Linked DNA regions of Homo sapiens: region 1 is linked to region 2. Evidence: chromatin loops called from intact Hi-C (ENCODE). Cell type or tissue: HepG2. All regions are shown on one strand. Links, peaks and the distances in the headings refer to the core of each region. The heading gives the core; the rest is flanking DNA. Region 1 overlaps STXBP6 (syntaxin binding protein 6). Region 2 overlaps STXBP6 (syntaxin binding protein 6).

Region 1 (5,380 bases), core at 287-5,286, 150 kb before region 2:
TGCTTTTCTGATGGTGGGTGTGTGTCTACAACTGCTGATTTCTAAGATGTGAATATGTTCAGCTTTAGTGAGTACAGCCAGTTCTCCAGTGTGGCTCTTCACACTCCTATCAGGTATGAATAAGAGTTCCATTGTTCCACATTCTTTGCCAACACTTAGTTTGATAAGTCATTTTCATTTTAGCCATTCTGATGTTTGTATGGGGGTCTGTCATTATGATTTTAGCTTGTCTTTCGCTTATCACCATTTGAAGTTTAGTATCTTTCCGTGCCTCTTGTTTATGTTTCAGTTGTGTGTGTGAGTGTGTGTGTGTGTGTTCGTATTTTTAAAAACACAATGAAAGTTCCACAGAACATTGGTAAAAAGTCTTGAAATCTGTAGTCATGGGGGTTACCTGTCACTGATATCTGATTTTATCCTCAAATGTTTCTGGGGAAGGAGGACATGAAGTGGTATATAGAGGTATAAAACCCTTTAGCAAGGAAACTTGCTGAAAAGTTGGAGCCAGCATAGATGGCCCAGGGCAATTGTAAAGTCAGAGACCACTTGAAAGTGTAAAACCATTTGATCTCCAGATGAGTTTGCCTTTTGTAGAAGTCCCTCTGGAAGATAGTAAACCACCTTAAAAAGTATTGCTGAAAACATTTTTTGGAATTGCTCTAAACATACATACTTTTGAATACTTTAGGTGGTTTTAAAATGACCTTTGAGCATGTACAGTGATTTTGGGAAATAGCAAGACTTCTCAGAGCCCAGTCCCACTGGAAGGAAGGACTAATGCCATGGGTGACAGACAAACAAAAAACCCTAAGCATTATTTATAACACTTGCCTGTAAAGGAATGCAACTTCCTTTCTTGAGTGAAGACTGAAGACATTAGCAGGGAGGGAGAAGATGCCATTTGAATGATGTCTTTTAATCTGTTTTGAGTATTATCATTATACAGGTGAAAAGTCAGGTTTAGAGAGCAAAAGAGAACATGATTTAAAAGTCAAACCTTACTGTCTTGCCTTTTCCTTTCCCTACCCTGCCTCTCCTCTGACAAGTGTTGGAGGAATTAACAAAACTCTGTTGCAGCCAGAAAAACAAGTGCTGATAGTGAAGTTCTGGTTTCCATTCCTGTCCTATTTCAGAGTCCCAGGAGCTCTCCGGGCCTCTGTCAAATGGGGCTCTGTGGAGACAGGAGTCCTAGGTGGCCTGTGTCAGGCTTCAGGACACTCCTGTTTCCCAAACCTGGTTCCTGCGGTCCTGCTGATCTTTGGAGCTCTTCAGGGCCTTTCAGGGTCCTGCCACATTCTGCCAGGACTGTCTTACTGTAGGCTTTGCTGTGTCTGCTCCTTTTTCTTCCTGACTGGCAAATAGTTACCCAGAAAATACTTTAAAGATATGCTGATGAATAATGTCACTGTTGGAAATATATTCCGTGTATATTCCGTGTAAAAAGCAGGTCTTTTTCAGGGTGGATACTTACATAAAATCTGACCAGTAGAGGAAGGGTATAGCTGATTTCTTTTTTTTTTTTTTTTTTTTGAGACGGAGTCTTGCTCTGTCGCCCAGGCTGGAGTGCTGTGGCGCCATCTTGGCTCACTGCAAGCTCCGCCTCCTGGGTTCACGCCATTCTCCTACCTCAGCCTCCTGAGTAGCTGGGACTACAGGCGCCTGCCACCACGCCCGGCTAATTTTTTGTATATTTTTAGTAGAGACGGGGTTTCACTCTGTTAGCCAGGATGGTCTCGATCTCCTGACTTCACGATCGGCCCGCCTCAGCCTCCCAGAGTGCTATGATTACAGGCGTGAGCCACCGTGCCGGGCCAGCTGATTTCTTTAATGTTCATTTATTGCTGAACTTAAAATCTCCTATTAGTTTTCCCCAAGACCCAGTGGGTTAATGTTCTTTTGTGTACAGTAAAGACTTTCAGAAATTTTTCCTGAAAGGAATGCCCTGGGCAGGTAGCTTTCAGATAGACAGTGGGGCATTTGGCTGCCCCAAGGGTCCGGAAGAAAGACATATGTGCTTGGCCATCCCAGAGACCTGTTCTCACCCTTTTGGGATCATGGACCCCACCACACTAGCCCTCTTCCACTGACACTGGGAATATTATCTATAAGCTGAGGATGTAGAAAGCTGCAATCCACAACCTGTATTTTTTTTTTTTTTTTTTTTTTTTTTTGATGGAGTCTTGCTCTGTTGCCTAGGCTGGAGTGCAGTGGCACAATCTCGGCTCACTGTAACCTCCGTCTCCCGGGTTCAAGTGTTCTCCCGTCTCAGCCTCCTGAGTAGCTGGGATTATAGGCACACGCCACCATGTCTGGCTACTTTTTGTATTTTTTGTAGAGACGGGGTTTCACCATGTTGTCTGGGCTGGTCTCGAACCCCTGACCTCAGGTGATCCACCCACCTCAGTCTCCCAAAGTGCTGGGATTACAGGCGTGAGCCACCGTGCCCAGCCCACAACCTGTTTTTCTGGCTCAAAGTAGTAGCAAAGAAACCTCTGTGTTTCTCCTGCGACTACATAGAAGAATGCTTTCTTCATTTGGTAGTTTCTTTATTTTTAACACCTATAATCCTGCACAGTCTTGGTTTTTACTGCAGAGTACTTGGCCGTGGGTAACCAGATTGCTAAATTTCCTATACAGATTATAATTTTATTTTGTTCATTTTCACATAGTTTTCCCTGGATAAAATGAGGTAGCTGAGAAAAAAAAAATTCTGAGGACATTTTAATGAAAACTTCCTCTGGTAAGATATTCATTTTTATGCCACATTTAATTCCTGTAAAGAATTCCAGGTGTCACTAAGAAGCAGTTGAACCCAGTGGCTGTGAATATCTGGCGATCTAAACTCATTTTCTTATCAGATTATATTGTCCTATACACCTGTGTAGGTTGTATATGTCAGATCTGGACTTGGCTGGTGGACGTTTGAACTTATTGACTTCCTGCCAAAAGAAAGAAACGTATAAATGGTGCTTTGTACTTTGAATTTCATGGTGTCCTGAGTAAACACAAAATATACATTGTGACAGGAGGAGTAAAGGACCGCCCACATCCTTATTTTTTGAGTGGGTGTAGCTAATGATTAGTTCCTGGATATGTAACTAGGATGTAGGTCAGGTCCCATTGTCATCTGCAGCAGAGGTACAGTAAGCACTGCCTCCCTATAGATGGCTGTGTTATCTCACAGGTACAACTGTCTAAAGTTCTTTCTATGAGAATTTTTTTTTTTTTTTTTTGGAGACAGAGTCTCACTCTTGTCACCCAAGCTGGAGTGCAATGGTGCGATCTTGGCTCACTGCAACATCCGCCTCCTGGGTTCAAGTGATTCTCCTGCCTCACCCTCCCGAGTAGCTGGGATTATAGGTGCACGCCTCCATTCCCAACTAATTTTTGTATTTGTAGTAGAGACGGGGTTTTACCATGTTGGCCAGGCAAGTCTCAAACTCCTGACTTCGGGTGATCTGCCCCCCTTGGCCTCCCAAAGTGCTGGGATTATAGGTGTGAGCCACCACACCCGGCCAAGAAGTTTTCTAAGAAGTTTTTAATAAGCTTCTTGGTTTAGGAATAAGGAGCTCACTTCAGTGAATATCTGAGGCTTCCTCTATGTGATATTGATTAAAATATTAATAGCTGTGCATATGTAGTGTGCTGGACACTGTGCTAAGGACATTTTGTGGATTCTTTCAACTCTTTTAATTAGGTGCCGTTACTAGCCCTGTTTTACAGAGTCAGAAACCAAGGCTCAGAGAAGTTGTCCTTTGGTCCCAGGGTCACACATCCCATCCATGTGACTCCTAAGTTCAGGCTCTTGACCACTGCACTGTGCTGTACTGAGGCAGTGCGTGACTAGAGGGTATGGTCAGAACCTGGGGCCATTCTTGAGAAACTGGATTTCAAAAGAAAGAAGATCAGACGTTAATTAATAAGAAGTGCATCAGTATGAGCGACTGCATTTTAAATATGCTCAGCTTACGTGAGGGATGGGGAAATTGTAGCAGATTTTGAGAAGAAACTGGGTTTTGAAGGAGAGAAATGCCATTGACATTTAAAGGAGGGGAAAGATATTCAGCTTCATGTAAGGATGATGACCTACATCATGGAAAGGCCTCCACAGAGGGATATGGTTCTTGTGTGGGGGTGTTAGGGGTCAAGTTTACCTGGAACAACTCTTTCAGTAGGTTTAGTTGGTTTTTCTTTCAGTAAGTGTTTGGGTATTATTACCGGTACCTCCTTCCCCTACCTTTATCAAAAGCAAACATACAGGGCCAAGCTTCTATGCAGCACCCTACTTCTTTCCTTGTCCGTTTCATGTCCAGGCTTGGAACAGGAGAAAGGACAGACAAAGATATTATAGTTTCTCTCCCCTTCCTCAAATAGATGCTGTGTCATAGTGCTATTTTGGGGTGAAGGGACCCCAGGAAATTCCTGGTTTAAAATCCTGCAGGGCCATATACCTGCATTTTCTCAGGCACTTTTTTCATTTTGTTTTGTGTTAAACTTAGATCTCTGTCTTTTCATTCATTCAGCAAAAGAGTCTACGTGTGTAACCGATTTTCATGGTGAGCAAAATCAGACAAGGTTTCTGCTTTTATAGAATGTTTTTAAAGGAGCTAAACTAATTGCATAAAATGTTACATGACAACTGTTGTAAGTGCTCCAGGGGGGTACATGTTTGAGGGAGTTTGGCCTAGTCAAATAAATTAGGGCAGTTTCCTAAGGAAGTCATGATGAGCTGAGATCTGAAGGATAAGTAGAGTTAAAGAGGGAGGGAGATGGCATTATGGAGGTGATGGAATGTGCAAAGGCCCTGAGGTAGGAAGGACCTTGGTATGAGCAAGGGGCAGAAGCCCTCTATGGCTGGAAGTGGAGGATAATGGGTATGAGAAAGTATTTTCTCAAGAGTCACCAGTGTTCCTAACATGGATTTGAAGTGATTAGATTGACAAGATTCATGTTTTTTGCAATAAAGGAAGTGGATGAATTGATTGTGGAAGTCCAAGAGAAGATACGGTGGACCAGTTTAGAAGTTTTTGCAGTAGTTTAGGAAGAAATGATGATAGTCTGACCAGGGTGGTAAAGATGGAGCGAACCGGGTGGAGGTATGGAGAAATAGAAAGAAGTGATATGACTGGATGTGGTAATGGGTTGAAAGTACAGGGTGAGAAACAGGGAGATGCCAGAGTTGGCTCTTCAGTCTCTAGCTTGCATGACTGTGTGATGGTGGTGTCATTGCATGGACCGTCATGCCTCCCCAGGTAGACTATAGTCAAGATCTTTTTCCAATTGAAGTTTGAATCCTCACAGTATTACTTATAATAGCCACTCATGTACCTTTTGTTTGATGGATTAGAACAGGAGGAGTTTCTTTAGAAAAGTGGTGTGT
Region 2 (5,380 bases), core at 277-5,276:
AAGCAGAGAAAGGGATTGGGGCATCTAAATATTTTCTGGAACAGACTTTGAACCATTCTTTTTTTTTTTTTTTTGAGACGGAGTCTAGCTCTGTCACCAGGCTGGAGTACAGTGACGCAATCTCAGCTCACTGCAGCCTACACCTCCCGGATTCAAGCAATTCTCTTGCCTCAGCCTCCTGAGTAGCAGGGATTACACGCACATGCTGCCACGCCCAGCTAATTTTTGTATTTTTTAGTAGAGATGGGGTTTCACCATATTAGCCAGGCTGGGCTCGATCCTCTGACCTCATGATCTGCCCACCTCGGCCTCCCAAAATGGTGGGATTACAGAGGTGAGCCACCGCACCCAGCCCATTTTTTCTATCTTAGCTCTATCTCACCCCTACTTCCAAAGGTAGTGATGATGCCTTAAAATCCTTAGATTTGGGGAGATTCTCTGATGTATATTGGGTGGGTTGCTTTGTGGCTTTTCCCTACTGCCAGCTTAGGTTTTAGCTTTCTTGTGCCTGTTTGGGTCATTAACCACCTATCCATTTGTAATATAGCTTGCAAAGTTTTGTTGATGTTGTGTTCTCTTCCATTTCATTTGTCTTTGGGTTTGTGCCTTTAAAAGATAATCTCCTTAGTCACTTTAGTGAGGTTTAAGAGAAACCACAAGTAAAGGCATGTGTTCAGACCATGGTCTTGACCTGGAATTTGGTTACCTTTTCTATGAATCATGAAGAACAGAAGTATATTGGCTTTGCTTTCCTTATCATCACGTGATTAATTATTAAAATTGTGTACTATATGTCTTTAAACTGTGTATTAAACTTAATTTTGTATGAGTGTGTCTAAGCTTAAAATAGAGTGGAGAATAGCAAAAATAAAGAAATGCAGTGTGTCCTAAAATATGCAGCAATTTCCTTCCCTCACTGCTAGTAGGACTTGCATCAAGCTGCATTAGCACCAAAAATGTATTCTTTACGCTGACTTGACGATACTTAGTGGGAAGCATCTGCAGTCAACATCTCTGCCTTAAACCCCTGGCACAGGGAGAGGGGTGGGTTTTGGTTTTCCTTTAGTGTGTTTTATGTGATGGTAATTTATATTTGCCACCCAAATAGTGTACTTTTGGGGCATTTACTATTAGGGAGTTGTGGCAAATCAGAAATGATTTGCCTGAGTTCAGTGAAACCTTTCACATCAGCACATTCTCACTGTTTTTCATCCCTGGTGCCTACAGCAAAGATTTAATAAGCCCTGTTTGCAAAACAAAAAGAGAAAAAGAGTAATGGCTCAATGGAAGCCTCCATTAATGTTTGAGACCACTGACTGTTGAATCCAAATATAGATTTTAGGAAGAAGGGCTGAGGAGAGTGAATTTCCTCTAAAAGATAAACCTTTTCATCTTTGCTATGAGATTAAAATTGAATCATGAAAGTGGAAAAATTAATAGTTGGGAATGTGTTCTAAGTATGATGCTTACTTTTTGTTGAGAATTCCTTAGTTGCTAGTGATGATAAATTAACAGGTTCAGAATTTTGCTGATTTTCAGGAAAAAAAATAAGGATGAATACATGATTTACCTTTACCGCTTTTTATAAAAGTCATAATGAAATAAAGCACCAAAGTGTAGAGAAATGTTATATGTATTATAATAGTTTAGGAAGCTTTTTGTTAAGGCCTTAACTATCAAGAGCTTATACATTTCTGGAAGTAAAATAATACCTTTCCTGCCAAAATACCTTCTCATTCATGCTTTGAGTCCTGATGTCACTTTGGGTAGGACAGAAGCTAGATGAAATTCTGTAGTTGCATGTTTATTGTTTAGAAACTCAATGCAAGGGATTTCATGACTCTTTTGGGAGGGTTCAGAAAGTAGAAGGCATAGCTCAATACCTGTGGATTGGATTCAAGAAAGAAACAGCAAGATATTCTACAATGCTTGACTAGGAGTTGGGAAACTTGGATTTTAATCTGGATTTATCTACTTATTAGTTACAAGTCCTTCTCAATTGCTTTATTGGTGTTTTTTAAAATTCTAAGGTAGCTAAAATGCATGTGGCACAAGAATAATGTGATACAGTATGAGAGTGTTACTTTGAATACCAGGTTTAAGTTCAGACTGCACAAAGTGTTGGCAAATGTGTAAATAGTTAAAGTTAATGTGAAATGACAAGTCATAAAGGGTGAACAGAATTGTTGGCAATCCACAGAGTAATTAATACTACCAAATTCCAGAATAAAATAACAAGAACATGTCATCTGAATTGTAGATGAGTTCTAGATAGCAAAGATTTCTCAGAGATGGTTATTATGATAACCAGCATTTATTGAATACTTAATATGTCAGGTCCTGTATTAAGGTCATTAGATGCATTATCATTTATAATCTTTATAATAACTTGGATTTACAGTTACTGTTATTGTTCCTATTTTATAGGTAAGAACATGGAGGTATAAAGTATCCCAACCAAAATCGTACAGATAAGAAATGGCAGCTCAGGCACTTGTAGCTGGGTCTTTTTGACTCCAAAGCAAGGTGTTTTTAACCACTATGTAATATTTCAAAAATTGGCACCAATTGAGAATTATATCAGAATAAAATATCAGAAATAGCTAATGTTTCCCTCCTTTTTTGTGAACTCAAAGCGATTGGGGCAAGTAGAAGTTTCGCAGGTCATATACAGAAAGTGTTGTCGGAGTGTCCTGCCCTGAAGAAGATACTAACCTAGCTGAAGAAGAGGGGGATTAACCAACTGCGTAAGGAGACCAGGCAATGTGTTAACATAGAGAAAGAAGCTAGGCATGTTTACCCTGGATAAGTGCAAATTCATGAACACTAAGTTCAGATATCTGAGAATTGTAAATGAAAGGCAAACCAGATTTATTTTCTGGGACTCAAAAACCATATTCATATATTCCTGTACATGGAGTAAAAGGGCATCCATCCACAAGCAGTAGTAAATTTTCTGTTACTAGGTAGTATCACGTCACGTGGATGTCATAGAGGATGGCAACAAGCACATGGCCAATGTTCTTTAGGGTTCTTTTAACCTAAAAGTATAGATCAAAGATATTTAGATCAGTTTGGACTAAATACTGAATGCATGAGGAGGATTTCAGGGAGAAGGCAAACGTTGAGCTGATAACTGAGACAATGGATGTCATTCATCTGTGGATTGTTAACAAGTGCAATTGCTGTGACTAGCAGAGAAACTAGAAGAACCAGAGCTGTGCCTGAGTTAATGATTTGGGTCATGTTTGCTCTTCTCTGGCCCTTGGTGGCCTCCCTTGTGAAGGTAGGGGATTGAGTGTAATGGGCTTTAAGGCCTGTCTATCCTAGGTACTCTTAGAGTCCTGAGGTGGCTCTCCTGTAGCAAGCCTGCCTGGCCTTAGCAGTTTACCCTGTGGCCTTTGGATATGCCAAACCTTGAGTACAGGAAAATAGACCTTCTTCTTAGAACACTTATTTTGGAGATGGAGGGGCTCATCACAGCATGAAGACTGGCTTTTTTGGCAACACCTGGGAGAGGTGGCAGACACCTCAGAGAACCTCTCAATTCCAACGTATCAGGTGTGGTTTTTCTTTTTTTAAAGCAACGTTTTTGAATTTAAGTAAAGAATAGAAATATCACAGAAACTTTATGGTCCTCTTAGATTTTCAGATATACCCCACTAAGTTTTATCTTACCCAGAGCAGGCAGGTGGAAACCTTGAGACATTTTCCTTCTAAATAGGTGTATCATCCTTGCTTCTTGATTTTTCATGGCTAGGCCAGAACAGAGCACTGATGGGGAAGCAATGAAGTCTCGGAAAAGCTAGAAAAGCAGTCTCTTGTGTTTCCTGACAAAACTGTGGAATGTATGCTTCCTTATGCCTTTCATCTTCAGAACTTTAAAAATATTTATTTCTCATGTGACTTTACACATAAAGGCAAAAACCATGTCAAGACATAGTGAGGAGCTTTATAATTCAGCATTTCATACTGAGTGTACCTGTCATGGGGCAAAATATATAAAAACAGGATTCATAAATAATAAATTATTAATAGGGTATTCATAAACATTATAGATCCATATGCTTTACTGAATATGTGCATATTTTTGGAAAGTTAGCATTGAAGATCGATTTGCCAGGAGAACTACTTTGGTGCAAAGTCATTCTATGTGTATGCTTTGGGAGAAGACACAGAGGCACAGTCTCTGAAGCACCATGTCAGCGCATGCCGCCCATCTTGCACTGACGGTTGGTTCACGTAGGCAGTGCTTTGGGTTTTTTGTTTGTTTGTTTGTTTGTTTATTGCTTTTGGAAAGTAAGCTATATTAGAATTACTGTCCGCTGGAAAATGAGTCAAAATAGGATTCCTTTATTGTGTCATTGTAATTTAAAATGAAAATTTGTTGATTCAGAAATGGAGATGTTGGTACCTTCTGTTTCTGAATTTCCATTAGGAATGGAAGATGGAAATCAGGAGCTGTTTGCAGCTGTTCTTCAGGTCATTTTAACCAAAACTCTTTAAAACTATATTTGAAGATATGAATGTGTTTTGACAAGAGGAAATTGTTCTAGTTTTTCTCTAGTATACCTTTTAAGGATTAGATTAGTCTGCAGCCAGTCCCACTCCACAGAATGTAGGTGGCTGATGGATCCTTTGAATCTTAATAATTTGTGGAAGCCTTCTTTTTCTTTGTCTTCTGAATAAGATGTGCCCCCCCACCTTTTTTTTTGGCAGAGATAGCTATACAGTTACATGCTAAAAATTGATTATGAAATTTATTAAAGAGAAGACAGCCTTTAATAAAAGAGGGGTTTTAATATTAAAGAGGAGAGTTAATGTTTTTAGTTGTCCCCTATGTTTAAACCTTGTTTTAAACATAGCTTTTTCTTTTGTTTGCCAATTACTTAAGAGCTTGTGTTGTAGGAAACTTCCAATTCAAAACATGTTTTAAAAACCATTCTTTTTTGGGGAGGATAGTCTGACATTTCCATTTGCTTTTGCAGAAGAATCCCAGGGGGATTAAACACTATAGAAGAACAAAAACTGGTGAGTAAGCCAGATCTCAGAACCAAATCTTCACAGTGGAAACTCTACTGACTAATTCCAGCCCAGTGATTCCAGTGGGTCATTTTTTTTGTAATAAATAGAATATCTGGGAAGTTTTTCACATCTAATAGCCGCCTTTGAAAGTATTCAACATGGGTGCTTTAGGAAATAAGGGGTTTCCGTATCTAGATAGTTGGAGATTTAATATTTGAGGCTTCTACCATTCATGAGCACTGTCTCCATGGTTTATGTCATAAATTTTTGTGGTTTCCTTGATACAATTTTTTACCAATACAAATTTTAATTACCAAAGTAATAGTGGTATACTTGTTGGGATCCCAGAATAGAT

Evidence for each region. Peaks named below come from ENCODE experiments on the same cell type or tissue, not always from the same donor. Only the 100,000 strongest peaks of a DNase experiment are listed, where the experiment ranks them.
Region 1: it touches region 2 in a loop (3.0-fold over the local background); 6 of 110 quality-filtered maps call a loop at or near these places.

Annotation. Positions count from the first base shown.
Region 1 is chr14:25,033,006-25,038,385 of GRCh38, reverse strand. The region is part of intron 1 of STXBP6 (syntaxin binding protein 6); the gene reads left to right. Among named protein-coding and RNA genes, the nearest start is that of STXBP6, 14 kb to the left of the region's middle. In HepG2, for the core only: a CTCF peak has its summit at 3,156; a DNase peak (open chromatin) is centred at 3,015; H3K4me3 peaks cover 353 bases.
Region 2 is chr14:24,883,416-24,888,795 of GRCh38, reverse strand. The region is part of intron 2 of STXBP6 (syntaxin binding protein 6); the gene reads left to right. Among named protein-coding and RNA genes, the nearest start is that of STXBP6, 160 kb to the left of the region's middle. RefSeq lists a silencer at 3,019-3,313. In HepG2, for the core only: no CTCF peak of the experiment used is centred there; a DNase peak (open chromatin) is centred at 3,175.